Linked DNA regions of Homo sapiens: region 2 is linked to region 1. A link is a loop called in an ENCODE intact Hi-C map of the cell type or tissue named here. Cell type or tissue: endothelial cell of umbilical vein. All regions are shown on one strand. Each heading gives the region's core, and the rest is flanking DNA. Links, peaks and the distances in the headings are about the cores only. Region 1 holds the start of TRS-GCT5-1 (tRNA-Ser (anticodon GCT) 5-1). Region 2 holds the start of HCG15 (HLA complex group 15).

Region 1 (15,500 bases), core at 3,425-11,424:
AGGGTAAGAAGAATGTTTGGCTTGTTTCTTGCCACAATTTATTGAGAAGCAGACATTTTCTCTGAGAATTGTCTCCAAACACTAAATAAGACAAGTAGGCAAGGGTCAAAGTTTAATGTAATTTCTTATAAGGGATTCTTATCTCCGTGGAAATGCTGGCTTCCAGCCTTCAGCACTGGATTATCAAACAATATACACTTTTGATAAGGTACAGCCTGGCCCATAGCAGTAAAATCTTATAAGCCATATCAAAGATCCTCAACAAGGGCAAACAGACACTCCCGGAAAACGGAAAAAGAAAAAATGTTTATTATTTAATTCTGGATATATGACAGTTTTGTATTCTCCTAAAAGTGATGTTAAAGGAAGAATTTTAGGAATGTTTGTAATTTTTTTAAGGTAACCACAATCTTAAAAATAAAAAAAACTCGGGCAAAAAAACAAGTGAGCACTGATTCATTAGAATCTGGGAAAGCAATTCCTTCAGCTACAGAACGGGCCTCATTTGGCTGACTGGATAAGGGCTCTTAATCCCAGCACTCAGGCAGTGCTCCAGTACTGGTTCGATTTCCGCAAAGTCCTTCTTGCATCCACCTTCTCCGCGTTTCTGGTGAGAGAGCAAGTAAGCTACGCTCCCCAACAGATTTTAACAGGGTGGGAGGACAATTTGAGAGAAACATCTGTGGTCTTGGAATGTCCAAAAGCTACTTGGCACCAATTACAACTGAGTGGAAAATTATGGCCCTGCTGGGCTCCAGATCTTAAGACGGGAAAATGTTGGAAATTCCTCCTGGTCACCATCTACCCTAACGTCCCGCCCCCGCACTCACGGCTTTGAATATGTAAACAATTTCAATTTCCTCTACTAACAGTTGATTTACCCACAGAATGAATCGAAGGGTACTCAACAAATGGGAGGACTCGGGCAGCTTTCCTGGGATATCACACCATATAGACTGAGAATTTCAGAAACGCAAAGTGCGCGTCCCAGCAGGGCGAGAATGGCGTTAACTATGTCACCACCGCCCAAATTCCCTATAATTTACCACTTATCGTTCCTGGCTTTATTCTCCGTGCGTGCAGGGACATGTAATTCTCTAGGAGACGGTGGTCCGGACTTGGTTCCCGACTCCCTCGTGGCTGCAAACAGGGGCAGCTGATTTGGGTGGATGCAGAGGTTGTGGCCAGGGGAAGGGCCGCGGGGCAGCGCGTAGAACTGATTGTAAACCCAACTTCCCGCCTCGGAGCGAGCCGCGGCTCGGAGTAGCGTCATTCGAAAGCCACCGGAGATATCGAGAGAGCTCCTTAACTGCTCACTGAGCAAACTTCGTTTTACAGCTTTGGGGTTGATATTTGGGAAACTGGGTCCTAAAAGTGGCTTCTGGTCTTCAGAAGGCTTTGTTCTCCGCTTTTGATTTTTTGACACCACGGGTTTCACACCCCACCCCACCCCCCAGTCTCACACAAACCACTCAAACTCGATTGCGTCTCCATTGCGCTTTGGGGAAAAATAATTTAAGATTCTCGCTTCTGAAATACAGCGTGATGGTTAAGAGCATGGGCCGTGGAAACAGACCCGGGGAAAGCCTCAGCTCGGCCACTCTTTGCCGCGTGACCCTGGGTGGCACCTTCTAAGGGTGATTCTGGGATTCTATGAATTAATGCATGGAAAGCGCTTGCGAGAGCGCTAGCCGGAGTCCGCGCTATTTAGGTGTTTGCCAATATTATTGTTGTTGTTAAGGTGTGAGGGATCTTGGAAGACAGAAGCCAGGAATAAAGTAAACCTACAGAGACGTCCCTCCCCAAACCCCGGCCGCTACCCCTGCAAGACCTTGTGGAGCATGTTAGGTTTCGTGGCGTCGCCAAGTTGTACCTCCTGCGCTTCGCCGCAGATAAAGCCCCAGCTTAGAGCATGGGGTCGCAACCACCCAGAGCCTTCAGACCAGTGAGCACTTTCCGCACAGGTTTGAATCCCATGAACAGTGATTTTTCTTCAATTCTCTAGTCTCGTCTACGTTTTTTGTTTTTTTTTTAAGGTTTTTTTTTTTAAGGAATTTCCGACAAATAGTGTATTAAGCCTCACTCAGCCTTTGCTTTTATCAGCATAGTGTATTTGCTTATCTACTGACACTCTCCCTGACCATTTTATTAATTCCTTCCGTGCAGAGACTACAACATTTGGGATACTTATACAACGAAAAAAAGGTGTTAAACATATTATAACTTTTTACTATGGAAATGTAAAATATTAAAAAAAGGGAAAAAATGATATGATGTAGCCTCGTATATCCATCACCCAGCCTCAAAATTAACAATATTTTGTCAATATTTTTAACATATATTTCAAACTTTGTCTTTCTGCATTTTAAAGCAAGCATATTATTTTATTCATAAAAACTTCACTATGTAAGAGTGAGAGCTTTTTTCTTTTGTTTTTATTTTGAGAAATAGCATTTTTAAACATATATTAAAACACTATATCTTACTGCTTATTTGCTGGGAATGTCTCATTTTTAAAATGGCTTTCTCAGATTTCTTTGTTTTTCCTATTTTGACCAGTGTGTTAATTTTCTTAGAATGGACTTAGAGGATTAGGTGAATTACTTCATAGCACAAAGTTGCTAGGGCAGAATTTTGCTTATTGCTTATATGGGCAGCAAGATAATTTTCCTTCTAAGGGCCAGTGTTAAATACTGACCTTATCTCTATTTAATTTGAACATAATCAACAATATTGTTCAAGAACAGAGTCACCTAAATATAATGTCTTTGACAGAGTGTGGTATTTGCCTCATCTCTCTGCTCTAATTGAATGCCTTGCACTTGTCTCCTAAAAATTTCCTTTCCCTGGATTTCACATAGTGCTCTTTATAATTAACCCAGAATATTCCTTTGGTGAAAACATACTCTCTTTTCAGAGGTTTGCACCTAGGATCTTTAGCAGTCAAGGCTCACCTGTCACCTTTGCTAAGAAGACATCTACTGATAAATTATTTTTAATCCAGTTGGTGTGGATACGAATAAATTAGCTGTCAAAAGTTTTGCAAGATTGGAGATATTTTGTTTTTAAGTTTTTTATTCTTTTGACTAACTAAATATGTACAACTTACCCTTGCAGTATTTAGAAAAATGGACAAAATACAGAATAGTTATTTAAAATGGGAAATAAGCCAAGGAATCACCAAATGATTTCCTGTAAATTAGATTTACTCCAAGAAATAGAAATTCCAGAATATTAATCATTTGTAGTTAAAATCTTGAATAAGGAGAGTTCCCCACGATGGATATAAATCTCATATTTCCTATAGTCCTTTGAAATAACAAATTCTTCTCCTGACTCAAAGACGAAGGAAAAAACATTCTATTGCAGACGGCCTGCATAGGTTGGTTTATGACGAGTCTTAACATGTAAAAGTTAAATTGTCATTTCCACAATACCTACCACTTCCTCAATCTTCCCAGTTTTAATAAACACTACTTCCACTTGCCCCACTACTCAAGCGAGAAGCAGGAAACTCATTATTGGTCCTTCCCTGTCACCAACTGTTTAGGTTTGCCTGGGACTGGGGGGTCTCTCAGAGACATGGAACTTTCTGTGCTGAAACAGAAAAGTTCCCAGCAAACTAGGATGAATTGTTCACCCTACTCATCACTCACAGTGTGTGTCCACCATTTTATCTCCAACATATATCTTGGACCCATCCACCTCTCTCCATTCCTATTGCCACTCTCCTAGTCTGAGCCACCACCACCTCTCGTGACAGCTGCTGCCCTGGCTTCCCAACTGGTCTGCTCACAGCTATTTCTGGCCACCTGGTCTCTCCAGAGCAGCTAGAATGATCTTTCAAAGAAATCAAACAGGGCTGGGAGCTGGTAGGAAGAAAGCCCAGGCAGGACCTGGTGAAAAAATAGCAGTTAGAATCACTATGCCAGAGAACACGATTAAAAGAAGGGTTTCCACTGTCCTGAAGCAGTCTGTGGAATCAGATCCTTTATAGGTAGTGTCTGCCAGCTTGAACTACAAGATGTTAGGAAAAAACTCCATCTTGTCCTACATAAAATCGTTCCATTGGTAAATCTAATGGTCGTTTCTTAATATTATACTTTATTTCTCAGCTGTGTTTGACTGTTCACTCTTATGTCTTGAATAATTTAAATTTATCTTTACTTTAAAAACATTAATTACTAAGTAACGTACTCATTATGAAAAAAGTAAAATCTTGAAAAAACCTTTAATATAGAAAGTTAAAAAGCTTCATATTCTCACTGTTAGAGATACCAGCTATTAACAAGTAATATACATCCTTCTGGAGGTTTTTTATGTTTATATCAATCAGAGCCTTCCAGAAGTCCAAAAGGTTCATGCCATCTTCATTTTCAGTGTATAAAAAAAAAAGAAATGCCAAATAAGATTTGAGAATATTGAAGACCTTTAATTTAACTCTTAAAAAATACACAGTAGTTGTATGTATAATACATACACAGATATACATACACATACATAATACTTCTTTAAAGATAATATGAAAAGTCTATGTTTAGAACCTTCTTAAAATTGAGCCTGAAGCTAAATGGCCCTCACCAACATTAAATATCTAAACTCTCTATCATCTAAAACAAACAACCGTACTATACATACTGTTCTGCAACTTGCCTTTTTTAAAAAAAACTTAGAAGTGGGAAAATAGGCTGGGCAAAGTGGCTCATGCCTGTAATCCCAGCACTTTGGGAGGCCGAGGGGGGCGGATCACTTGAAGCCAGGAGTTGGAGACCAGCCTGGCCAACATGGCAAAACCCCGTCTCTACTAAAAATACAAAAATTAGCCAGGCATAGTGGCATGTGCCTGTAATCCCAGCTATTGGGGAGGCTGAGGCAGAAGCATCGCTTGAACTCGGGAAGTGGAGGTTGCAGTGAGCAGAGATCACCCCACTGCATGCAGCTTGGGCGACAGAGCGAGACTTCATTTAAAAAAAAAAAAAGTGGGAAAATATTTATAAACTACTATGTATAGAACAGCATTATTCCTATTAATAATCACATACCACTTTAATGTTTTGCTTAATCATAATTTATTTAACTAAGTATTCCACTTTGGTGGACATTGGGTCGTTTTAATGTTTAACACAGGTGTGAGAATAAAAAAGAGCCTCTCCCAACAAAGCTGAGAACAGAGATAGGACATTTCACAGGGAGGAAAAAAAGCACCAACATTCTTCTGGTAGAAAAGAAAAATTTCCCCTCCAAAATTCTGCACCAAATATCAAAAAGCACACAAACTCTAACGAGTGTAAGAATCTTCCTTCCTTCCTTCCAGTTTTTTTTGTTTGTTTTTTTGTTTGTTTGTTTTTGTTTTTGACAGGGTCTCATTCTGTGGCCCAGGCTGGAGTGCAATGGCGGCAATCAGGGCTCACTGTATAGCCTTGACGCCCCCAGGGCTCCAGCGATCCTCCGCCTTAACCTCCTGAGTAGCTGGGACCACAGGTGCGGGCCACCACTTCCGGCTGATTTTTGCAATTTTTGTAGAGATAGGGTTTCTCCATGTTGCCCAGGCTGGTCTCGAAATTCTGAGCTCAAACAATCCACCCGTCTTGGCCTCCCAAAGTGCTGGAATTACAAGCGTGAGCCCCCGCACCCAGCCTCAGGCTTCTTTTCTTGCTGATCATTTTATAATTGAGGTTGTCAGAGCTGGAAGGGACGTTAGGGGTTACTGTTCTGCTTCTCAAGTTGGGTTGGATTTAGTGAGTGGGCTTAGTTAAGAGCCACAATTAGGACCAGGCATCCTGACTCCCGCACCAGGGGGTTACCCACCCCACAGGCCCTTCCCAGTGTCGGTAGCAACTGGACTGAGCCAATCTTGTGCTAAACACAAAAAGACTTTCTTTCTTTCACTGTCCTGACCAAAGCAAGAGGAGTGCCATCGGGGTGCCTGCGCGCCTCTAATTTTTGTAAAAAAACATGTTCTCACCTGTTGCTGATTTATCATAGACTGATCAACACCAACTCCTAGAGAAAGTAACAAAAGAGAAAGGAGGGCATCTCCTGGCCCTCGGGCATATTACAGAAGCAAATGAAAAGGAATTACAGTCAGGTTTCTGGTACGTCACAGAAAACAGGAATCTAAGGACAAAGTTTAGATCGGGAAGCAAATCAACCCTTTGAATGCAGAATAAAGTGGCAGAAGGACCCGGCGAAGGTCCCAGCGTGTCTCGAGGGGCATACAGGGCGGCCAGCTGGAGCCGGGTCAACAAAAAAGCAGGTGATTTTTGTCTACCAATGAATGCCGGCACTGGTTCAACCTATTATTAGATATTTGCCAAGTAACTTCACTACTCTAAGTGACAGTCGTCATTTTTATGGTGGTTGTGAAATGTGTCTTAATTAAGACACCTGACTCAGACTGTGGTTATGGGGATTAAACCAGGAAAAACGATTAGATCATGTTTCTACAAGACTCACTGGGAGCACTACACAGACGAAGAAATTCAAGTTGTTGATTCTTTGTGTGACGAGGTGGCCGAGTGGTTAAGGCGATGGACTGCTAATCCATTGTGCTCTGCACACGTGGGTTCGAATCCCATCCTCGTCGGCTGCATAGCAAGCCTTTTGTTCCAGGAATCACAAATGATATGGTAAGCACTTTATTTGGCAAATTCATTCCGTATTCACCAGCCATTTCAATAATTCCCTCTGATCTTTCCTGCTCTCTGCTTCTTTAGTAACACTTGTCTTAGCTGTGAATGTAATTTGTTAGTTGATTTATTTGATTCAGGCTTCATTCTCATGCAAATTTTCATTCCTTCACAAGTTTTGCTTAGCGGGATTCCCCATTGAGGAAACAATTGAAGATTTAATTGAGGGCTATAGAAAAACATTGCCTGAAAAATTTAAAGGTACTTATAAAATCATAAAGAGTTACATATGCAACATTATGGGTATTGAACCGTATGGGTTACTTAAGGCATTTTCAGCCTAATTGTATATCTCTACTGAAATTTTCATTTATTATCTTAATGCTAACTTTTAAAGCAGTCACTATTGCCTAAGGATTCCATCTTTGAAAAAGGAAGGAGAGTGAGAGTGTCTCTTAGAGATATAGCAAAACTTACAAATACATTCCATAGAACATTTCTAGTTAGTACTAAAGCATTTCCTCCTGAGAAAGGAAAGAAGAATGTCAGTATTATGTAGTTTCCATTTGTAACTTCCATCTTGGCTGATCTTTTGAGAGAAAAAAAGGAATACACATAATTTTATTCAGTTTATTCAATTATTTTCATTTCGAAAATAAGTACTACATTCACATGATTCAAAAAATATGAAAAGTTGTATAGCAAAGTTTTGCCACTAATTACCTACTGCCATCAGTAGGACACTCTTATTAGCTTTCATGTATCCTTCCAGAAACATATATAAGACTATTATTTATAAGACTTGCATATATAAGACTACTAATCTCTCAAAGATATACTCTTAAGTGAAAAAAGCATGATGCAAGACAATATGTATAGGTGCTACTTGTAAAAAGAGGTAAACATACCTGTGTCTGAAGATATATACATATATATATAATTTTGAATATAGCATTTTATGTGAGTGTCTATATTTACAATATAAATGTCTAGGAGTAGATATACTGTGTCCTGGGTAACATTCATTTGTAAGATACTGTCAAATTTCTTCCATAGAAGTTGTGTTGACTTACCCTCCCAACAAAGTGAAAAGGAGGTCAGACCACACCTGCTTATGCAGCCCTTACAAGAGAGATTATTGTTTCAACTAGCGTTGTCCCAGATCATCTAAATGGAAGCTCAAGTACTCACAGTGAGGAGGAAGTGATTGAGAATCCTGGATTCTCATAAACTCAGTGACCTTGGTTTATTACAGATTTTCTGGGTAACTACTGGCAGTTTATACACTGGGCTTCATAAATATTCAATATTTAATGGATTTTTAGGGATTAATGGTGTTGAGCTTTGTGTGATTTGAGAGCACGACTCATTCGATTGTTTTAAATGGGAATGAGAATTTTAAATTGTCTAAGTCAGAGGTCTGAAATTGGATCACTGGCTTCAAAGCATTATTAGCTTTTGGCCTGATGCGATGGCTTATGCCTGTAATCCCAACACTTTGGGAGACCGAGGCGGGTGGATCACCTGAGGTCAGGAGTTCGAGACCAGCCTGGCTAACATGGCTAAAACCTGTCTTTACTAAAAATACAAAAATTAGCTGGGTGCAGTGGCACACGCCTGTAATCCCAGCTACTCCGGAGGCTGAGGCAGGAGAATCTCTTGAACCCCGGAGAGCGAAGTTGCAGTGAGCCAAGATCACACCACTGCACTCCAGCCTGGGCAACAGAGCAAGATACTGTCTCAAAACAAAACAAAACAAAACAACAACAACAACAACAAAAAACCATTATTATGCCGACGAGATTGCTCTAATTCAGTGGTTCTTAAATGTGTGGTCTCTGGAACAATAACATCATTATCACCTGGGAAAAAACGCTAGGTCTGGGGTCCAGCAATTTGTGCTTTAAAAAGCTCTCCAGGTGATCCTGGTTTATGCTAAAGTTTGGCACTGCTGCTCTAGTTTTGTTTTGCCTCCCCCTCCCCTTCTAAAACATGGTTAATCTAGATTCTGTGTGATTTGGTAAAATCTTCTCTCTCTCAGGATCCACCTTCCTCTCATCATTCCAACATCAACTGAGGGTCTATCCTGCCAGGATTAATCCCTCTAACTCCTGCACTGTCGGAGGGCCACAGAGCAGTAATGTGGTGTTAAAGACAGTAGCCAAAGACCACCAGGAACAAAGCAAAATCAGATTTAATACATAGATGAAGTGACAGGATATTCCAGAGTAACGGAGAAATGCAGTTCAACAAGAGGCTGGAGAGAACTGTCTTTTGTAAGGTTTGGGTTCCCATTCGAGGATTCTGAGGAATCTCTAAGAGAAGCAGGATCAGTTCTGGATTGCTTGGTGTTTCTGAGGTGGGGTTAGGAGTAGTGGGGATTAGCTAGGGATTGGGCGTTGTCACAAGGAGAGAGTGATCTTCGGTATCCCCAGTAGTACATGGATGGGTGTGGCAAAGCGGGTATGCGCACTCGTAAAAAGGCAGCAATTGCTCAAAGAGGGGACCATTGCGACATTTTACGGCTGCTGCATGATCTTGGAAAACAGTGTTTCCTGTTAACTTTGCATCTGGCTTTACCTGTCCTCCCAGCCCCTGGTAACAGCTTTTGGGGTTTTTTTGTTTGTTTGTTTGTTTTCAATTGGAGGAGATTTCCTTTCTTTTCGTGGTGACAGGTTTTCACTCTTCCCAAAACTTAGGAAACTGTTCTCCGGCTCAATGGGGTGGGAAGTTACCCGGAACGCAATTTCTCCTCCTCCGGCCTGAAGTCAGGTTGGCGGTAGGATTGCCAGATAAGATACAAAATACCCAATTAAATTTGAATTTCAGATAAAGGAAGAACAACATTTTGCATACAAATCAAGCAACACTACCTGGTGAGGCCGGGCGTCCGTGAGCGGGCTATGGGGCAAAGAGAGAGGCGAGGAGCGCCCCACTTGCCAAAGGAAAAAAAGTTCATTACCCTGCTCCCCTGGCTCCTGTCCACGTCTGCCTGGCCTTGTAGGGTTGGAGAAACAAACCCTCTTCTGGCAAAGGCAGAGGGGCAAACACTCTTCTGTGATCCAAACAGCTGGGAGTGCAGAGTCCCTGTCCAGGATACCACCCCTCACTGTATTAAGGTCCAGTGGGGTTGGGTCAGGGCAGTGAGGGGGATGGCAAGAAGTACTGAGAAGCTCTCAATCAGCCAGGGGCATAAATGTACTCAAATAACATCTACAACCAAAAGACCAAAAAGTATCTATTCCAGGCTCAGGGCTGCCCACTACAGATGCTGACTCCAATATCCCACCCTACCTCCCTGCTCCCTTCTCACCCCCAAAGGTGCTCAGGTGAGCAGCTCCCCACGGGGCTAACATCACACATCAGAAGGGTCGAAGTCCAGGGACTTCTCATAGGCATCAGAGGCTTGGGTATTCCCTTTGCCCTTCAGATCTAACCTATTTTTTTGGTGGGGGTGGTCAAAAACAAAAATGCAGATCCCTCTGCAGTCCGGAAACCAGTTCCTTCTGCAGTACTTCTCTCTGGGAGTGTCTTAGGCTTAGCCATAGTGGTGTGACCCCACCACACACACTGCAAAAGGACTGCTAATACCCCCAGCCCATTCCCCAGCCTCACTCATTAATAAGCACTTGCCGCAACCCAGAATCACATCTAGTGAGGAAGTTTCACATGGCTTGGAATCCTTTAAAACTGGACAGCAAACCACACACACACACACACACACACACACACACACACACACCACCTCCCTCCCCACAACCTCTGCCCCAGGGAGAAGAGGCTGCATGAGAGAAAGAAAAGGCCATATGCATCAGTGGCTGGGTGGCCAGGGCCTTGATGATGGTCTGGGCCTTGAGGGAATGGTGAGGCAGGGCCTCAGGACAGAGATGACAGGAATTCAACTAGATAGAGTGCTAACCTTCCTGTAGTCACAGACATCAGCTCTAGGGTGTGGTGGGGGTGGGTGTCAAGTGGCCAACTGGCAGCTCCCTGTGGCCCAGCCTGAAAGGGAGTGGGGGCTGGAGTCAGGTCTATTTCGGTCACAGGGCCTGAGAAGGCCTGCCAAGTTTGGATGGCTTTGAGTGTGAGAATAGCTGGGCGACAGAGGCAGTGACACAGGTCAGCCTCTCCTTTGCCCATTCTTAGCAAAGGAAGCCACCAATTAAAGATGTTATATAAAGAACTACATGTTAAAAAAAGAAAGAAAGAAAAAAGAAATATAAAACCCAAACCAACCAAATTACAGGCCGATGGGCGAATTGTAAGTGGTAGGGGGGTTAGTTAAACACATTTTGGTGCTTTGGAAGCCCCTCCCATTCCGTGCCTGCACTAGATCTTTTTTTCTAGAAGTGAGAGTGAGAAAATAGAAAATCTTTTTGTACATTTTCCTTTTCCTCTTTTTTTTTTTTTTTTTTTGGCCTTTCCTTTTCTTTCTCTTTTCTGTGGTCTTGGGTGCTCCCGGCCCCAGGGCAGGTAGACGGTCAGTTGGCCAGCACCACGGACTGGAACGGTTGACTAGGATATTGCATGGTGTTCAGGTTGTAGCTGAGGTCTTCCATGAAGGGTGCCTTCTCCAGGAAGAGGCGGTGGCACCACCTCCAAATACCTAGACCATGTAGAAGCTGCTGGCGTTGCAGGTGACAGTCCCACTGCCTCCAAAGAGGGCTCGGGTGTCACTACCCTGGCCATTGGCCCCATCAAGGAAGAAACTGGGCAAGCCACCACTGTTGTACTTGAGACTGTACGTGGCCTTGGGGCGAGAGCTGGGATTGAGAGGCCGGTTGGCCGGGATGAAGTTCAATGAATGCACAGACAGAGAAAGACTCCTGTGTTTCAACAAGCTGTTGGTGTTGAAGCGGGCCGTGGAGGCTGCTGTACTGGCTGCTGGCCACCTGCTTCACCGCTGGCTGCACCCCTACCACTTGTTGCCCCACCCCTCTTCTTCATCTTAGTGGAGCCTAATTTGGTGGCAGCAAAGGAGTCCATGGTGAAGGTGATGGGCTGGGCGAGGCAGAGGATGAAGGTGGGGCTGGGTGATGGGCAAAGCATAGCGACGGGGAGTTGGACAAGGAGCTGTCCTGGCTTCCGAGGAGAAAGAGCATCTGGTCGTCAGGAGTGAAACTGCTCTTGATCTTCATGTCCAGCTCCGGGGCCCCACAGCCGTCACTGTCATCCAGGTACAGCACTTTCACTGCTCCCTTCTCACCAATCTGGTAGGACACCCCGAAGGGGTCAATCCATATGCTCAGCTCCTCAGGCACATTGGCCCGCACATCTTCCACTGTCAGGCCACTTCGCTTAGCGGCCAGCTCCCCAACGGGGTCCACCATCTCCTCGGTGTGGAAGCCAGAGCCCTTCAGTGGTTTGTCAGGGTACCAGTGGGCTTCTTATTTCTTTTTCAGAGGCGCCAGAGCAGCTTGTTGTACAAGTAGAAGATGATGAAGTTCAGGGCTACTTTGATCTCCAGCTGCATGGTCCTTTCCTAGGCAGAGAATCAGCACAGGGGACGTGCACAGCCTTGGGCTCCAGAAGGCTTCCGGTCTCCACCGCGGCTGGGCGCTCTGCCAGCCTCGGGGCAGCTTCTCCCTCTAGAGTGGCCCTGAGCGCGGGGCGGCGGTCGCTCTCTCTTTTTTCCCCCGGAGCCGCCCGGCCGGGGGCCGAAGTCCTTTTCGTCGTCGAGGGTTGGGGGAAGCAGGCAGCTATGGTCATGACTCCCAAAAATAATTCCTTCAGCGCTTAGGAGGTTGGGCGGCTGGGGGACGAAGGGCTGGCGGGCGGCGACCGGGCGGGGAGAACGGACCGGAAGGTGGCCCGTGGGGGGGGCGGGGGGAGCGGAAGAAGGACCGGGCTGTGACCGCGGGACGGTCCTGTCCTCCTGGCCCTGCGTCTCTCGAGCTGCTGGCTTCTCTCCGCCGACGACCCGCACCTTCCCGCGCCCCGGCCCGAAGTCTATACATTTTTTAAATGTGCATATTCTTTGACACGGGAATTCTACTTCTAGGAATTTATCCTAGAGACAGACTCACACATATGTAAGATAATACGTGTCTGAAGCTCAGCATTGTTTATAAATGGAAAGTGATAGGAAATATTAATAGCTTAATTGCTTATCAATAAATGACTGGTGCATAATGAAATAGTATGCAGCTGTCAAAACAGAGCTGCAGCTCTACATGTATGGCTATAGGAAAATTTTCTACTATTTCTGTAAAATCCCAGGGCAAAATTATATATAAATATTTGCTTCTACATACCTAAAATATCTCTGAAAGGCTGTATAAGAAATGAAGGCCGGGCATGGTGGCTGACACCTGGAATCCTAGCACTTTGGGATGAGGAGGCAGGCAGATCACTTGAGTTCAGGAGTTTGAGACCAGCCTGGGCAACATGGTAAAACCCCGTCTCTACTAAAAATACAAAAATTCTTCAGGCATGGTGGCACATGCCTGTGGTCCCCAGCTACCTGGGGGCCTGAGGTGGGAGAATCTCTTGAGTCTGACAGGCGGAGGTTTCAGTGAGCTGAGATCGTGCCACTGCACTCCAGCCTTGGTGACAGCACTTCAGCCTCAGCGACAGAGAGAGATCCTGTCTAGAAGAAAAAAAAAGAAATCAATACCTTTGGCTGTTTCTAGTGGATGAAATTAGGTGACTAGTGGTAGGAATAAGTTGTATATTTCTATTTAACAAATTTTTATTTTGAAGATGTTTAAATATGCAAAAAACACAGAAAATAGACTAGTACATGTCCAGGATCCCTTAATCACAGTTCTAAAATCCATAAAATTCTAAAAACTCCAAATCTTTCCTCCATAAATTTGGCACTACAATCTATCTGAGGGGAAAACCTGAACTTCTTCATAGCCTTTATTTAACTCATTTAAAGTGACTAATCATAAATCTCAAAGCAGAAATATTGAGGTGTTTGATATGCTCTGAAACTCTGCTGGAAGTTACATAATGTACAGTGTATGCACATTATCTTTCTAAAATAAAAAAAAAACAAAAACCTGAATTTGGAAACACATCTGCTCCCAAAGGTTTATGTATTTTTAACTTAAGGAAAATATCACAAGATACAAATTTAGAAAAAGAGAGAAAAGACTTTATTTCTTCTTAAGGGTTACAGCCTGCAAGGTGGCCAGACTACAGGCTGGGAAGCCTTCCTCTGGCCACATCCAGAGACAGGCACTTTGAAGGAGGAGGGGTTGAGGTAGAAGCTTTATGCTGAATGAGTTGACCAAACATACATATTCAACAGGTTACTGAAGGAGCTATGAATATTCAGGAAGGGGTCCTGACACATGCACATTGAACAAACGTGCATGTTACATGTTCACTTTGAAGTAGAGACTTAACATTTGCATGTATTACAACTAGGCTCTATACGTCAAATGGTCACTTTAGGACATGAGAGCACAGAAGTGCACAATCTCTGTAAAAGGGCTAGAATGAGTCCATGGTTGGTCTTATCAGGAGAAAGTTACTAAAATCAGTCTCACGTTCAGTCAAAGCTATAGTTACAGTTAGTGGAACAGGGGTACAGTTTGTCAGCATCTAGTGGAGCTGCAAATTGTTTGAATATTTCTTATCTCGGGGCAGTGCTTGTTTAGCTGCTAGAGAAAAAGGAAAACCTTGTGGCAGTTAAAACATAGTTTCTTCTTTAAATGAAAGGAAGCGTGACTTAAACCTTCCTTGGCATGGACTTAGATCCTGCTTATAATTTGGTATCTTATTGCCACAAAGAGCCTATTCTATCAGTCTTATGATCTCTACTTTAACTTTAATGCTGGTCAGTTGTGTCTAAACCACACAAAAGAGGAGGGTATAATGAGTCGTGTCTGAGCTCTCATTCTGTCAGGGCTGGGAACTCAGTTTTTAAGTTTTTTCTGGTATCACTTTTGCCACAAGGGGTCTGTTTAGTTGGCCAGGGTTGGGTTGGGGATTGGATTTTATTTCTAGTTTATGTTACATAACATGTAATGAACATCTATATACTTATCGTTTAGATTTTATAATTGTTCACATTTTGTCATATTTAACTCCCCGCCTTTCTCTCTGCTGAAGTATTTTAAATTAAATTATAGACATCATGGCATACCATCTTTGAATATTTCAGTACCCATCTCTAAAAAGTAAGAACACTTTCCTGCAGAACTACAATATCATTATCACACATAACAAAATTTAAAATATCACAGAGATTTTTCAGTGTATGCCCTTTTGTACCTCTTATATTTTGAATCCTTGGCTATGTAACTTATTCAATAAGCAATAAAATTTAAAATTAAAAATAAGCTGAATAAGACCTTTAATACTTAAAATTGCCAGAAAGCTATGGGAGCTGCTCCAGGCATCATTAAGGGACAGGAAAGGATTTACAAGAACAAGTTGAACTGTCTCAAAAAAAAAAAAAAAAAAAAAGGAAAAGACCAAATCATTTTATTTTAATACCCACCTAAGTTGAGGCTGGTGTAAGTGGGGCTTTCAACAAGTCAGTACTGACAGAGCATGGTAGGGATGAAAAGCCAATCCAAATCCCAAAATGTCTACTGCTTTGAAGAAAAGTTTTGTCCTCTCCATCATGGAAAGAGTTGAATGTAATCAATTTACCATCAGGTGGCTGGCTGTTTCCACTGTGATATTACATCATTTCTAGGGATTAGGATTGGTTTTGGCTCTTGCAAATTGGATTTCAACAGAAAAGCTTTTGTCTTGTTTTCTGAGCCTATGTACAGCCTTCATCATGGCAGCCATGGTCACTATGTTCAAAAGTTTCTTGAGCAAATGCTGAGATAGCTGAAAAAAGAGTTGCTGATACCCATAGAGCAGATTGTTAAGCAACAAAACTTGGGTCTGCTTCTCCAGTGCAGC
Region 2 (15,500 bases), core at 3,119-11,118, 770 kb after region 1:
TGTGACCCCTGTGACCCACACGTACACATCCAGAAGGTCTCCTGGAGCCAGAAAGTCTGGGACAACAGGAAAACCACAAAAGAAGAAAAACAGCTCCTGTCTTAGCTGATTAGCCAACCTTGCGACCTTCTACCATTGTAACATGCTCTACCCTAACTGATCAATCAACTTCGTGACACTGTGCTCTGTGACCCCTCCCACCTTGTGATAATGTACCTTGTGACATTCTTCCCTTGCCCGCAATAAACGGGCCCTTATTGTATCTTTCCACTGCTTACTCCTAACCTATAAAACTAGCTGCAATCCCACCACCCTCCGGTGGTGGGACTCCCTTTTCGGACTCAGCCCGCTCGGACCAGAGTGAATAAACAGCTTGTTGCTCACACTTAGCCTGTTCAGGTTGTCTCTTCAGTTAGACGCGCGCATAACACTAACAATTCACTTAATAAATATTTATTGAGGGAACAGAGGTCGCAAATAAAATGTAATTAGTATTGCTCAAGATTAAACTTCTTTCAGCACGTTTGCCTTTTCTTCTTTTATCTAGTGAGATGTTGAAACCCATACCTAGAGTTCTGCTACAGAAATAAACGTATCCCACAGTGTTCTTGCGATTTCCTTTATGAATTTGAGAAAAATATGACCCCATTTTAGGTTCTAAGGAGTGTTTCTGTATTGTAGAAGGAAAATTCCATATTTGTATTGCCGTGGGCACAAAAAACCGAGCGCTCTCATGCCGAAACCCGGGATCGAACCAGGGACCTTTAGATCTTCAGTCTAACGCTCTCCCAACTGAGCTATTTCGGCTCCGCCCACGCCACTTAAAAATAAGGCTTAATGAATTTATTACTTATGTTTTTTATTTACTATTAGGTATTTATTAAAAAAAAAACCCACAATGACAGGTACTCCGAAGGAACCAAAGACAAATTAAAAAATTATTTCGTTCTTCAAATGGCTCACCACTTTATGCAAAGAAAAGCAAGAAGACAATTACAAATTGATGCTACAATTTATTCTCGGTTGAATGCACACATCGAAACAGAGCACGTTCCATCATCCAGTTACGAACTTCCCAAATTACTCTTATGGCATTGCCACGCCCTCTGCCGTCCAGATTTTATTGGTTGGTGCAAAACAGGAGGTCAGTGAATACGAGAGCATGACCGTGCACTAACTCGTCGGAAAAGTAGAAGTCAACTGTGTGCGTATGTGTTGAGTTCTCGCTTCATAAATATGTTTTAATAAACCTACTTCAGCTTCCCTGGTGGTCTAGTGGTTAGGATTCGGCGCTCTCACCGCCGCGGCCCGGGTTCGATTCCCGGTCAGGGAATGAGGTTTTTCTGTTTTAACCTCCAAATTCTTTCATCCAGGAACGAAATCTCTGAGTAAACAGCAAATTGTGGATAAGTTAACTTTCAATTTTCATAGGAGGCATTTTCTGCATAGAAACCCTGTTCCTGTTTTAGTATTCCAGGTACAAAATGACAAGCAATGTAATTTTCAATTATTTTAAAACATTTATTAATGAATACTTAATCTAGCGTAGACCGAGTGTCCGGCATTGTTCTAAGTAAGCGCTTTAACATTTTTAACTCAATTGGGTGATTCAGTAAGCGGGAAATTCCGGAGACAATCCATTAGGAGTTAGTTGAGATTAGCATAACCTTTTGAAAAGACAGTTATGAAGATGACAGAGAAGAAATGGCGAAGTCATTTCTGGGAGATTTGATCGCTGTGTTCAAGCTTCTGAAGCTGCTAGAGCCTCGGTGGTTTAGACACCTACTCTATCTTCCTCGGATTTCTCTGTAAGTTTCACGCTGCTCCAACTGGGCGCTAGGGGATAGCCCTAGAAATACCTACACAGTAATTTAATATTCTGGGCCAAAGCAGTTTCAGGACTGCTTCATCTCTCCAGCGCTTCAACCTTTTTTCCCCTATGAAGGTACAAATTATGTTTTTTTCCTAAGAGAGGATAGGAGAAGGTCATAAACATGAAATTAAAACCTGCTGTCACAAAACTGAGAAACAGGCAAACAATGAATTCAGCACCATCTCTGAATGCACATTTGGTAAATTTACCGAGAGCTACTGGAGAAAAAGCAGACTTTTTGTTTCTCTCCTGACAAGGTTTGGTGACCCTGTGCTAACTGGTTCCTGTCTGACAATATCGGGGCATGAATCTTTGTTTCTTGGTCTGTCTAAAGAGCAGCTATTGCTTATTATTTCTTTCTTATATCTGCTAAGAGTTTGGGGCACGTATGACTTCTCTACAAGTTTCCAAACAAAGATCGTGGTGCTCCTGATCTTATTTCACCAACAAATGGAATATGTGATTTTTTGTTTGTTTTTTGAAATGGAGTCTCTCTTTGTCGCCCAGGCTGGAGTGCAGTGGCCCGATCTCAGCTCACTGCAACCTCCGTTTCCCGGGTTCAAACAATTCTCCTGTCTCGGCCTCCCGAGTAGCTGGGATTAAAGGCACGTGCCACCACTCCAGGTTAATTTTTGTATTTTTAGTAGAGACGCGGTTTCACCATGTTGGCCAGGCTGGTCTCGAACTCCTGATCTCAAGAGACCCACCCGCCTCAGCCTCCCGAAGTGCTGGGATTACAGGCGTGAGCCACCGCTTCCAGCCAGGATGTGATGTTGTTATGATCCAGTTAAATGAAGCAGGACTTTTTCTAATTAATTGCACTTTCTCTTCTCTTCCCTGGCTCCATATATTCACAGTTTCCAAAACTTCCTTGAGATGGGACACTCTTTTGTCATCTTGTCAGTTCTGTCCTTGAATTAATAAACTTTGACACATACATAAGATCAATTTGACTAAGAAATCTTATTTTGACATAGACATAAAAGTAATATGGTTTGTAAAATTCCTGTATATACGGAAGCCTTTTAATCTAATGTTTCATAGGAATTCAACCCTCTAGGCCTGCTGGTGATCAGTTCTTGAAAAGCACCCTCTTTTCGTGATATCACACGTTGTCTCCTCTATGTGCAGCAAGAATCTCTTGCTTCATTAGTTTTTATGCCTCTGCTTTCAGAAAACAGTCTGGTTGGGACCCCTGTGAAAGGAACTGTCTGGCTTAACTTATCTTGATTAATGCCTCTTTTTTTCTTTTCTTTTCTTTTCTTTCATTTTCCACATAAAGCTAATTGGATTAGAGAAAAAGAACTCTTCTTCGAATGCTACCAGTTTCTTTCCTTCTCATCTGAGCTATTATTCATTGTCCATAGGAAAAAAAATTCCCTAATTTTGGCACGGTAGGTTCTGTTTATTCACCAGACTTGCTACCGTTTACTCGTCAGCTCAGAGAGAACGTCGAAAAAATATAACAAAACCAAAATATGCATCAAGACAAGAGGAGGAAAGAGAATGTGAAAGACTACTAAAAAAAAAAAAAAAAAAAAAAAAAGTCAACAGCTAGGGTCAAGGAATCAATCTGCAAATATTCAGAGCCAGTAGGCTTGTACTACACTAGTCACTATGGAAAATGAAAAATGACCAAGACAGAAATCTCACCTCTTAACACCCCCCAAATCCCAATTTTCTCAACTGTAAAATGGGAATAAAAGTATTACAGTATTTACTATATAAAGTTGCGATGAGTCAATAACATAATACACAAAAGCAGTCAGCCAATTATCCAAATCCGTGTTATTAATATTATCATCATCATCATTCTTCTCACCGTACTTGGGGAATGAAGGAGACAGATACTGTGAGTAAGTTTTCCTTTTTTTTTTTTTTTTTTTTTTTTTTAGACAGAGTCTCGCTCTGTCGCCCAGGCTGGAGTGGAGTGGCGCCATCTCGGCTCACTGCAAGCTCTGCATCCTGGGTTCACGCCATTCTCCTGTTTCAGCCTCCAGGTAGCTGGGCCTACCGGCGCCCGCCACCACGCCCGGCTAATTTTTTGTATTTTTAGTAGAGACGGGGTTTCACCGTGTTAGCCAGGATGGTCTCGATCTCCTGACCTGGTGATCCGCCCGCCTCGGCCTCCCAAAGTGCTGAGATTACAGGCGTGAGCTACCGCGCCCCGCCAAGTGAGTAAATTTTCTATTGGGCACAGAGTTACCTGCTAAAATGAAGTGTGGAAAAATACAATGGGGTGTGTGTATGTGAGAGAGAGAGGGAGATTTGGAGGTGGGGTGGGGAAGACCCTATTTGAAGTGGGCTTTGAAGAATGAACAAGATTTTTATTAGGGAACAAAATGGAAACCAGCATTCCAGGACAAGCGTCTCAGGAGAAGCAAAAGCGCAGAGTTGTGAAAGCTCTTAGATTTTCAGAACTTTGAATTCTGAACTATATATAAACCTGGAAAATCTCGGTTAACTATGGGATGGCATCAAGATTTCAATTTCAAGCTTTCTGGTCATGCACAGTAAAGCTGGAATTAGAGTCTCTTACGTATGGCAGTTGTTGACAAGTCCGTACAGGTACCTAAGTGCTTCCCAGAAAATTCCTCAAGTTGGTAGGTCCTGGGGGAATCAGTTTAGTTCTAAAGAGAGGACTCATCAGAGATCTGTTCAACTTCCAGGAATCTGTGAGGATAGCTCCAAATCTCACTCTCATGCCCAGCCTATCAAACAAAGCAAACCGGTTGGACTGAAGCTGTGGGATCGGGACTGAAATAGAACCAGCGAGAAAGGCAGTCCTCCTCGATTCCTAGAGAGAACACATTCAGCCAGCAGTTGGATAGAGGATACTAGCAAGTCCCTCGCCAGGGCGGGGGAGCAGAGACACATTCCTGTCCCGTTTACATTCTTCCTCTGGCGGAGGCGGGAGGGTCGCTTGAAGCCTCGGATTTCGAGATCAGCCAGGACAAAAAAGCGAGACCCCCGTTTCTACCAAAAAGGGGGGGGGGTGGGCGGGGGGAAGAGAGAGAGAGAGAGAAAGGAAAAGAAAGAGAAAGAAAAGAAAGAAAAACTAGGCGCGGTCACGTGTACGTGTAGTTCCAGCTGCTCGGAGGTTGAGGCGGGAGGATCTCTTGAGCCCAGAAGTTCGAGGCCGCAATGAGCTCTGATCGTGGCAGAGCGAGGCCCTGGCTCAAATACATACATACTTTGTTCTGACTTTGTGTGCCCTTACTCTTTCCTCAGGTGCACGCTTGGGCTCGTTACTGCTCAGAATTTTAGAATCACAGATCCAGCAGTGATCAGGCAGCTGCAGCTGTCAGGGACCACCACCACCTACGCGATTGATCCGTGGGAGAAGCCGTCCTACTCTTTTCTTTCTCCTTTGTCCTTCTCATTCCTGACCCCTTCAGGATTCTCAGTCTTCCCTCCGGGAGGTAGGGATTCTACGGAGAGAGAAGGGTTGTGGGGCTTGTTCTGTTGCGGGTTCAAACCCAAATTGTCTTTTTCTTTTCAGACTTTTGGCCAGTCTTGTCTCGCTCCAACCTCCTACCCCCACCCCATTCCTCAGTGCATTCGTGAATTTCTCCAAGCAGGCCTTTCCAGATCGACACTAAGTTCCAATCCCGAGCTGTGTGACCCAGCACCAATTCAGTCACGATGATGACTTGCAATTGCTTAATCAGTTGGCCTTTCCTCCTAGCTGTGAAGGTGAGGACCGCCGGTGTCAGCGTTCGTCCTGAATACTCAGTGCCCAGGCACAGAGTAGGCATTCAGTCAATACTTGTTGAACGGGTTAATGGATTCCTGATGTTCACTGGTTGATATCGTCACTTTCAAATAATTTCTCCCATTTTTCTGTTTTGTTTTCACCCTCCTAGTTTACCGTGCAGGATTGCAAACACCAGAGAGAAAATCAGTCTCTGGAATGATGCCTTTGATGGACCAAGATGCAGCTGATGAAGCATTGAACCAATTAGCACCTAGCAGGAGGGCACCCTTGCTCTGTGTCCTTGAAGGTTAAAGCTGTCAAAAAGTGGTCTCCCTCAAGTTCGGCCATCTTGCTCTCAGAGATCTAGAACTGGTAGGAGAATATAGCCTTGATAGTGGAGAGGAAACTATTGCTGTTGTGAGGGACTGAGAGAACCAGGCAGAGAGCCCAGATTGACACAGCAGGTGACAAAAGAGGCGCGCCTACCTTGGGGAATACGGAGGAACAGAGGAAAGTGAGACCAGGAGAAAGAGCAGGGGGGCGGGTGTGCAGGCCGGGCGCCGTGGCTCACGCCTGTAATCCCAGCACTTTGGGAGGCCAAGGCAGGCGGATCACAAGGTCAGGAGTTCGAGACCAGCCTGGCCAATATGGTGAAACCCTGTCTCTACTAAAAATACAAAAATTAGCTGGGCGTGGTGGCGAATGCCTGTAGTCCCAGCTACTCGGAAGGCTGAGGCAGGAGAATCGCTTGAACCCGGAACCCGGGAGGCAGAGGTTGCAGTGAGCCGAGATGGCGCCATTGCACTCTAGCCTGGGCGACGGACTGAGACTTCGTCTCAAAAAAGGGAGTGACTGTGTTGCTTTTGCTTTCTTGGAAATCTTTTTTCTTAGTAATTTTCCTAAAGTAATTTCCTTAGGAAATAATGTATTGCTAAGAGTATTGCAACTTTTAGTATTGACGAGGTACTTTTACTGAATCAGTATAAGTCAACAAGCAACCACCAGAAGCTGGAAAAGGCCAGGATAGGATTTTACTCTAAAGTTTCTAGAGGGAGCTGGACGCAGCCCACACCTTGATTTTGGCCCACATACTGATTGTGGATTTCTGGCCTTCAGAAATACATATCTGTTGTAAGAGAATACATATCTGTTGTTTTTAGACAGTTTCTGATAATTTGTTACAGTAACCACAGGAAATTAACACCAGGCACTATGCAGTAAATTCCGTATGAACAACTCAAATATAAGAATTTGTAAGACAGCCGGGCGCGGTGGCTCACGCCTGTAATCCCAGCACTTTGGGAGGCGCGGTGGCTCACGCCTGTAATCCCAGCACTTTGGGAGGCGCGGTGGCTCACGCCTGTAATCCCAGCACTTTGGGAGGCCGAGGCGGGCGGATCACCTGAGGTCGGGAGTTCCAGACCAGCCTGACCAACATGGAGAAACCCCCATCTCTACTAAAAATACAAAATTAGCCGGGCTTGGTAGCGCATGCCTGTGATCCCAGCTACTCGGGAGGCTGAGGCGGGAGAATTGCTTGAACCTGGGAGGCGGAGGTTGCGGTGAGTCGAGATCGCGATATTGGACTCTAGCCAACTCCATCTCCAAAAAAAAAAAAAAAAAAGAATTCTAAGACAGCATAGTTTCCACTGGCATATTGGATAAAAACTTCCGTCAGCAGTGATTTTAATGAAGATGAATGACAAAACAATAAGAAACTCCAGCGCTAGTTAACTTTCTTTATTATGATCTTATTTGTCATAATTTTTTGCACAATGCGTTTTTATTTTAGGACTCAGTCAAAATTTTGGGCCAAGGAGACCGACGCGCTGTCGCCTGCACTAAGAGAAACGCAACGAACAACTTTGTCAATGCATTGCATTATACTATAGCAGCAACTATACTTTTAAATGATTCGAATCTTGAGGTTTCAAACTGAACCGTCTTGTGCCTTTTGCCCGGCGGGCATTTCTGCGGGGACCGCGGGTCACCTTCTGAATTTTTACCTTCATAAACAGCAAGGACTGCGCTCTTTCGCACGGCGCCCCGTTTTTTCGTAGAGTTCCGTCGGCCAAAACCACTTGAAACTCGCTCAGCGGCGTCGGGGCTCCAGCCAGGCGTCACCTTCCACAGCGAACCTGCGAACCACAGCGTCCCCTGGGGGTCTCCGTCCGCGTGGCCGCTTCCTCTTACATCGGTGACGCAAGGGAAGGGCGTCTAGGATCCGCCGGTTTCCTTCCTCACTGCTCCCATCAGTGCGAAAGCAACGTGTTGGGGGTTCGGGGTGTGTGGCGGCTGAACAGCTGCCTGAAGTTCTCTGATGGCGCTGGAGGGAGCTCCAGAGAAGAGGTCATGGGGAGAAGGCACACCTTAAACGCCCCGGGGTGGGGGGGGGGGGCGACATTCCCTAATGGGAAAAAAGACACACCTTAAACGCAGTAGAGGGCGACATTCTCTACTAGGGAAAATGCGGAAGAACACAGTTGTAATCAACGGTAGCGTGGCCGAGCGGTCTAAGGCGCTGGATTAAGGCTCCAGTCTCTTCGGGGGCGTGGGTTCAAATCCCACCGCTGCCAAGTACTTTTCATTCTCACTAGGGACTGTTTTTAGGAGAATCCCTTTCCAAATGTTCAGTATGAATGGTTCTTACGTATCAATCCCATTCTCCTCTTCGACTTCTGTTTACCACGGAGCCAGAGATAACCGTCCCCAGAACAATGTTCCCCCATTATTTAGAGGACAGTGTACTCCAGGCGCCTCAGATACAGCAATGAGTGACACAAGCAAAAAAACCCTTAATGGCACATACTTAGTGAGGTGGCACGATCTCGGCTCACTGTAACCTCCGCCTCCCCGGTTCAAGCCATTCTCCTGCCTCAGTCTCCCGAGTGGCTGGGATTACAGGTGCGCGCCACCACGCCCTGGCTAATTTTTGTATTTTTAGTAGAGACGGGGTTTCGCCATGTTGGTCAGGCTGGTCTCGAACTCCTGGCCTCAAGTGATCCTCCCTCCTCGGCCTCCCACAGTGCTGGGATTACAGGCGTGGGCCACCGCACGCAGCCTGAAGGATTAATTTATGTTTGGAATCAGCTGCTGTTCTTCCTCCAGCCTCTCTGTAGTGTGCTCACTTCACACTTGGAACCATAGTTATATGGTATAGAGAAGAGACAACTCTAGGGAAAGTGCCAGTGCCTTGCCTTACCTTACAACTGCCAGACACACCCAGTCAGGTACCTTCTCTGTGGGCTTCTCAGTACCCCGTATCTCTGTGGTTGCCGGGGGAGCCCTATCTCTCCTCGGAGCAGTTCTCTCTGCATACTTCTGGTCTGTCTCTCATTCTCTAGACCTCAGCTTGGAAGTTGTTTCTCCTTGGAAGCCTTCCCTCATCTCCTTCTCTTCCTCTTTCCAGCTTCATAAAGTTTGGGAGGGTATGGAGAGGATAAGGAAGGGAACAGCACAGAACGTCCTTGCCCCACGGAACTCAGAGTTTAGTGGGGTTCTCATGGGGGTTCACAAGGATTAGATAAGTTATTGCCCTAATATGGGGCAAACTCTACTAAAAAGGAGATAGCTTTCTATGTGTAGATTTTGAATGATGTTCCAGATTTAAGAGAATAAAAAGAAAATAATATGAATTGTATGTTAGAAAGAAGGACTGTCACAGAATTGTTCCCAACTGGGATTACAGGTGCAGGCCACTAGGTCCGGCTAATTTTTGTATTTTTAGTAGAGAGGGGCGTTTTGCCATGTTGGCCAGGCTGGTCTCAAACTCCTGACCTCAAGTGATCCTCCCACCTGGGACTCCCCAAGTGCTGGGATTACAGGTGTGAGCCACCACGCCTGACCACCTTTATTGATTTTTGAATGCTAATCCAACTTCTCCATGCTAGAATAATCTTAACTTGTTCAAGACATGTAATCTTTTAAAAAATGTATATTCCTGGATTCAGTTTGTTACTATCTCAAGATTTTTCTCACTACATTCATGAATGATAATAGCCTGTAATTTTCTTTTTTAAAAAATTTCCTTGTGTTGTTTGTTTTTCCTCATCGTTCCCTAATGGTTTGGTATTAAGGTTATACAGGCCTCATAAAATGAGTTTAACATTGGGATTATTTTCCCTTGCATGTTTAGTAGAATTAACTGGTGAAAACATCTGACCCTTGAGTTTTCTTTCTGGGAATATATATTATAGGTTCTATTTAAATAATTGGTATCAGACTATTCAGATCTTATATTTTTTTCCTGTACTAGTTTTAGAAACAAGAGTCTTCCTAAGGAAATATACCAGATGAACCTGGAAAATCTTTTCACCAGAAAGCAAGGAGGCTACTGAAGACTACTTTAGTCATGTTAAACAAAAAAGGCTTGTGCTGACACCTATGAAGTAGTCTTACCCAAATCAAATCTAAATATAGAATTTGATAAAGCCCTTAGATCTAACTATTAATTTTTAGGACATGCAGGGGCAGAGGAATGTGTTAAATACTACCAAAGGTGTGCAATAATTAAAATCCAAACTGTGAAACTCTGCAGCACCAGCAACCTAGTTAATCATTAAATAAATTTCAAGAAAAAAGAGATATAGGGAGAACTTATATATTAAAATACTTAAGATACATACCAACTAATCACAATGTATTGACCTTATTTGAATACTTTTTTTTTTTTTTTTCTGAGACAGTGTCTCACTCTGTCACCCAGGCTGGAGTGTGGTGGCACAATCACGGCTCACTGCAGCTTTGACCTCCCAAGCTCGTCTCCCGAGTAGCTGGGACCACAGTCATGCACCACCATGCCTGGCTAATTTTTGAATTTTTTGTAGAGACAGGGTCTTGCTATGTTGCCCAGGCTGGTCTTGAACTCCTGAGCCCAAGTGATCTTCTTGCCTTGGCCTCCCAAAGTACTGGGATTACAGGTGTGAGCCATGGTGCCTGGCTTGGTTTTTTTTAATGTTAAGAAAAAATGGCATTAGAGAAAAATTTGAACAGCGAATGAATCTTTGATGATGTTGCCAAATAGATAATTTTGTTTAGGTGTGATAACTGTACTAGTGTTAGTTTACTTATATTTTTGGTTTGTTTTTTAGAGATGGGGTCTTGCAATATTGCCCAAGCTAACCTCAAACTTTAGGGCTCAAGGAGTCCTCCCACTTCAGCCTCTTAAGTAGCTGGGACTACAGCATAGGCCGTCGTGCCCCTGGCTCTATTATTAGTTTGTTAGTTAGTTTGTTTGTTTGTTTATTTATTTATTTATTTATTTTGAGACTGAGTCTTGCTCTGTCGCCCAGGCTGGAGTGCAGTGGCGCGATCTCGGCTCACTGCAACCTCTACCTCCCGGGTTCAAGCAATTCTCCTGCCTCAGCCTCCCGAGTAGCTGGGATTACAGGCGCCTGCCACCACGCCTGGCTAATTTTTGTATTTTTAGTACAGGCGGGGTTTCACCATGTTGGCCAGGCTGGTCTTGAACTCCTGACCTCAGGCAATCCATCCACCTCAGCCTCCCAAAAGTGCTGGAATTACAGGTGTGAGCCACCGTGCCCGGCCCATATTGTTAGTTTTTTTAAACAGTCATTATCTCCTATAGACAATTAAATACTTATGGATGAAACACAATTTCTGTCATTTGCTTGAAAATAATCTTAAGCAGAGGGAATGGGTGGGGATACAGATGAAACAAGATTAACCCTGACGTAATAATTGTTGAAGCTGAATGATGTGTACATGGAGTTCATTTTTCTATTGCCTTAACTCTTGCATGGGTTTGAAATGTTCTATAATAAACTTTATTTTTTATTTATTTATTTTTTTGAGATGGAGTTTCGCTCTTATTGCCCAGGCTGGAGTGCAATGGCACAATCTCGGCTCACCACAACCTCTGCCTCCCGGGTTCAAGCGATTCTCCTGCCTCAGACTCTGAGTAGCTGGGATTACGGGCAAGCGCCACCATGCCTGGCTAATTTTTGCATTTTTAGTAGAGACAGGGTTTCTCCATATTGGTCAGGCTGGTCTTGAACTCCTGACCTCAGATGATCTGCCCACCTCAGCCTCCCAAAGTGCTGGGATTACAGGCAGGAGCCACTGCGCCCGGCCAATACATTTTTTTTAATAGAGGAGGACTATAAAACCTATGGGAAGCTCTGATGGCACGACTATGACTTGCTGATGTTCACTACAGGTTATCTGGCTAGGCCACTTGCTGAGAAACTCCTGATGTATCTTCAAGTCTATTCTGGTTGGATTTCTCACTGAAAACTGCGTCTTTTGTCTGGGAGGTGAAAGCCAGACCCTCATCTTTCTGGGAGATAAGGAAAGTAGGCTGGAGGCGTTGACATTCAGTATGCTCCTTTTTCAAATGGAATTCCTGTCCTCCATGTGTCTAGCCCACATATCCTTTGTTTAACCTTCTTCAGAAAATAAACCTCCAGTCTTCTTTGGGCTTGAGGACCTAGGACTCTGCTTGCTTCCTAAATAGCCTCTGACAGACTCTCCTCGTTTTAGTCTATTCATTCTCATTTCCAGGGGTACATGGTGCCACCAATTCTTGAGTCGCTTAAAGATTCTATGATGTAAAATAAATGTCTTTTTTTTTTTCTTTTCTTTTTTAGAAGGAGTCTCACTCTGTTGCCCAGACTGGAGTGCAGTGGTGCAATCTCGGCTAACTGCCACTTCCGCCTCCCACTCCCCAGTAGCTGGGACTACAGGCACGCACCACCAAGCCCAGCCAATTTTTCTATTTTTAATAAAGAGACAGGGTTTCACCATGTTGGCCAGGCTGGTCTCAAATTGCTGATCCCAAGTGATCTGCCCATCTCAGCCACCCAAAGTGCTGGGATTACACGTGTCAACCACGGTGCCCGGTCAGATTTGTCCTTTACTTGCCCCCTTCAGGCTAAAATTTAGCTTTCTCAAATTCAATGTCATTATTACTTATCCTTTTTTCAGTTTCCAAAATTTTGTAGTTGCCTCTTCTGCCATTCTTCCTGATTATGAATGGTTTTACTGTAGCATTAGTGTAGTTCTGAGGGGGAGCAATACCAAATACACGTAGTCAAGCTACAATCCTTACCAAGAAGTATCTTATCATCTTTCTTAAACTTAAATGAAATTGGCATTCTCCATTTCTTTTGTGAAGGTAAAAATAATCTCATATCAGTGTTCTGGTAAAAATTTTGTGTTTGCACGTGGAATGTAATTCGATTTAAAAAGTGAGTTTTACCTGGTGATTTTTGTATGTAAATTATAACTTAGACTAACTCTTGTTTGGTAACTCTTCAGAATTAGAACTACAGATATCTTAGGGTTTCAAGCAACATGTTTTGTCATTCAACTATGCACCTGACCTTCGAATTCCTTCAGTATTATTCTTACCAAACTTATTACCTTATGGCAGAATCTGTTCCAGTTGAGTATCTCCTAAATGTACAGATGTCCTGTAGCTTCTACTTGTGGATTGTAATTCTATTCTGGGATAGTTGCAGAACAAGATTAACCCACTGTTCATAAAGTAGTCCTTCAGAATTTTCAAGACATATCTTTTTCACCAGGTAAAAATCTAAAATTTATTCAAATACGCTCTCAAAATATTCATTTTATGTGTTTAGGAAACATCAAAAGACTTCTGGAGGTCAGACTAGTAATTTCTTTTTTTTTTTTTTTTTTTTGAGATGGAGTCTTGCTGTGTTGCCCAGGCTGGAGTGCAGTGACACGATCTTGGCTCACTGCAACCTCTGCCTCCAGGGTAGCTGGGACTACAGGCGTGCACCACCATGCCTGGCTAATTTTTGTATTTTTAGTAGAGACAGGGTTTCACCATATTGGCCATGCTGGTCTCGAACTCCTGACCTCGTGATCCTCCCTCCTCAGCCTCCCAAAGTGCTGGGATTACAGGCATGAACCCCCGTGCCTGACTCTTATCTGTGATTTCTAAACCTGTTCTCTCCCTGCCTCCCTTTTCACTTTGAATCTTAGCAATCCTGATACAATATGGAGAAGTACCATTCTAGCTTTATGTTAAAAAAATTGCTAAAAATGATTGGTGTTTATAAATTACAAACTGTTTTCTGCTGAACTGAGGTATAACTTCATGTCGGAAAGATGTGGTGCACGCATATGGGAATTGCCTAGGAAAGCCTGAGCACAGAATTTACTAGTTACGTGATCCTGGGCAAGTTTGTTAATCTTTCTGTGCCTCAAATTCCTGATCTCATAGGGATGTTGTATGGATTTAAAAAGTTTAAATGTGTAAATCCCTTAGAACAGTGCCTAGAACACAGCAAGCACTAATAAGTGTTTATTAATATTAGGAAGTGATTGATAAACTCTTGGAAGTAAATGTGCTCACTGAAAAAATAGTGAATAAGAAGGTAAAGGACAATGTCTTTGGGGAATCTCACAATTAAGGGTCAGGAAATCAGGAATAACTAATATAAGAGACAGAAGGACCAGCCTAAGAGGTAGGAAAAACAGAAAGTAACACCAGAATCGTTATACTCAGGCACTGGTCAAAATACTGACTACTGAGGTCTGAGAAACAGTCACTGGAGAGAGGGATTTCCTACTCCCATCAAGTTCATGGGTACTCCATACTTGATGTTTTCTTTTCTTATGTCCAGTAAGATTTGAGCTCACTCTAAAAGCTTTTCCACATTCCTCACATTCATAAGGTTTCTCCCCAGTATGAACTCGCTTATGTCCAATCAGAGCTGAGCCCTGACGGAAGGACGTGCCACACTCACTGCAGGTGTATGGCTTCTCACCAGTGTGGATTCTTTTGTGCTGCCTCAGGACTGAACTATGATGGAAGGCCATTCCACATACCTCACATTTGTGAGGCTTCTCTCCAGTGTGAATTCTTCGATGATTGGTCAAGTTTGACTTCCCACTGAAAGCTTTCCCACACTCTAAACATTTGTAAGGTTTCTCTCCAGTGTGGATTCTCTGATGGATGGTAAGGCAGTGCTTATCTTGGAAGGTTTTCCCACAATCCCTGCATTGATAGGGCTTCTCCCCTGTATGCTCTCGTTCATGAGCCCTGCGCTTACAGTTATGACGAAAGGCTTTCCCACACTCCTCACACCTGTAACGTTTCTCTTCAGTGTGGATCCTTCTGTGTTTGGTGAGTTCTGCCTTGATGCTGAAGTCTTTTCCACACTGGGGACACCCATAGTGTTTCTCCCGAGTATGGATTCGTTTGTGTTTGCTTAGGTCTGAGCTCCGACTGAAGGCCCTTCCACACTTGCTGCACTCATAAGGTCGTTCCCCAGTGTGGATTCTTATGTGTTTGGTGAGGTCTGAACTCCCACTGAAGGCCTTCCCGCACTCCTCACATTCATATGGCTTCTCCCCAGTGTGGATTCTGCCATGGATGGTAAGGGAATGCTTAAACTGGAAGGCCTTCCCACAGCAGTTACATTTGTAAGGCTTCTCCCCGGTGTGGATAAGCTGATGCATACAGAGACGGTTCCTGGTCTTGAAGGCCTTCCCACAGTCCCTGCACTCGTGAGGCTTCTCCCCACTGTGGGTTTTTTTATGTCGGCAAAGAGCTGATCTACTGTTGAAAGCCTTCCCACACTGGGTGCAATTAAAAGGTTTCTCCCCTGTGTGGATTATCCGGTGCATAGAAAGCTGATTTCTGGTCTTGAATGCTTTCCCACACTCATTACACACATGGGGTTTCTCACCAGAATGAATTTGCTCATGGAGAATTAGATCTGAGTGCCAACTGAAGTTTTTGCCACACCTGGCACATTCATGGAGTTTCTGTGCTATAAGAACTTTATTACATTGACTATGTTTTGAGTTTGGATTCAAGTTTTTACTAAGCACTTTCTGGTTCTTTCCTTTTTTGCAGGTCACTTCCTCAGAGCCTTCTTTCTCTTCTCTCAGTTTCTCCCTTATAGATGTTTCCCATTGATTCTCTAATTTGAC

What was found. A loop is a pair of places that touch in the nucleus more often than their neighbours do. Peaks named below come from ENCODE experiments on the same cell type or tissue, not always from the same donor. Only the 100,000 strongest peaks of a DNase experiment are listed, where the experiment ranks them.
Region 2: a loop joins it to region 1, with 3 times the contacts of the local background. A loop is called at or near these places in 2 of 110 quality-filtered maps.

The regions. Positions count from the first base shown.
Region 1 is chr6:28,206,533-28,222,032 of GRCh38, forward strand. It overlaps TRS-GCT5-1 (tRNA-Ser (anticodon GCT) 5-1), which reads left to right and starts at 6,505; the gene lies at 6,505-6,586. It also overlaps the pseudogene TOB2P1. RefSeq lists enhancers at 6,405-7,081, 12,454-12,573 and a silencer at 10,452-10,645. In endothelial cell of umbilical vein, for the core only: no CTCF peak of the experiment used is centred there; a DNase peak (open chromatin) is centred at 6,489; H3K4me3 peaks cover 510 bases; H3K27me3 peaks cover 1,973 bases.
Region 2 is chr6:28,980,938-28,996,437 of GRCh38, forward strand. HCG15 (HLA complex group 15) reads left to right here and starts at 3,812. Exons shown (of 3, transcript NR_135289.2): 1 at 3,812-4,047; 2 at 5,740-5,942; 3 at 7,363-7,630. TRL-AAG3-1 (tRNA-Leu (anticodon AAG) 3-1) reads left to right here and starts at 8,065; the gene lies at 8,065-8,146. ZNF311 (zinc finger protein 311) reads right to left here. Exons shown (of 7, transcript NM_001382360.1): 7 at 13,851-15,500. The coding sequence ends at 14,064. It overlaps TRF-GAA1-2 (tRNA-Phe (anticodon GAA) 1-2), which reads right to left and starts at 807; the gene lies at 735-807. It also overlaps TRE-CTC1-6. RefSeq lists cis regulatory regions at 1-516, 11,664-11,975. In endothelial cell of umbilical vein, for the core only: a CTCF peak has its summit at 7,737; DNase peaks (open chromatin) are centred at 4,664 and 7,734; H3K4me3 peaks cover 1,968 bases; H3K27ac peaks cover 770 bases.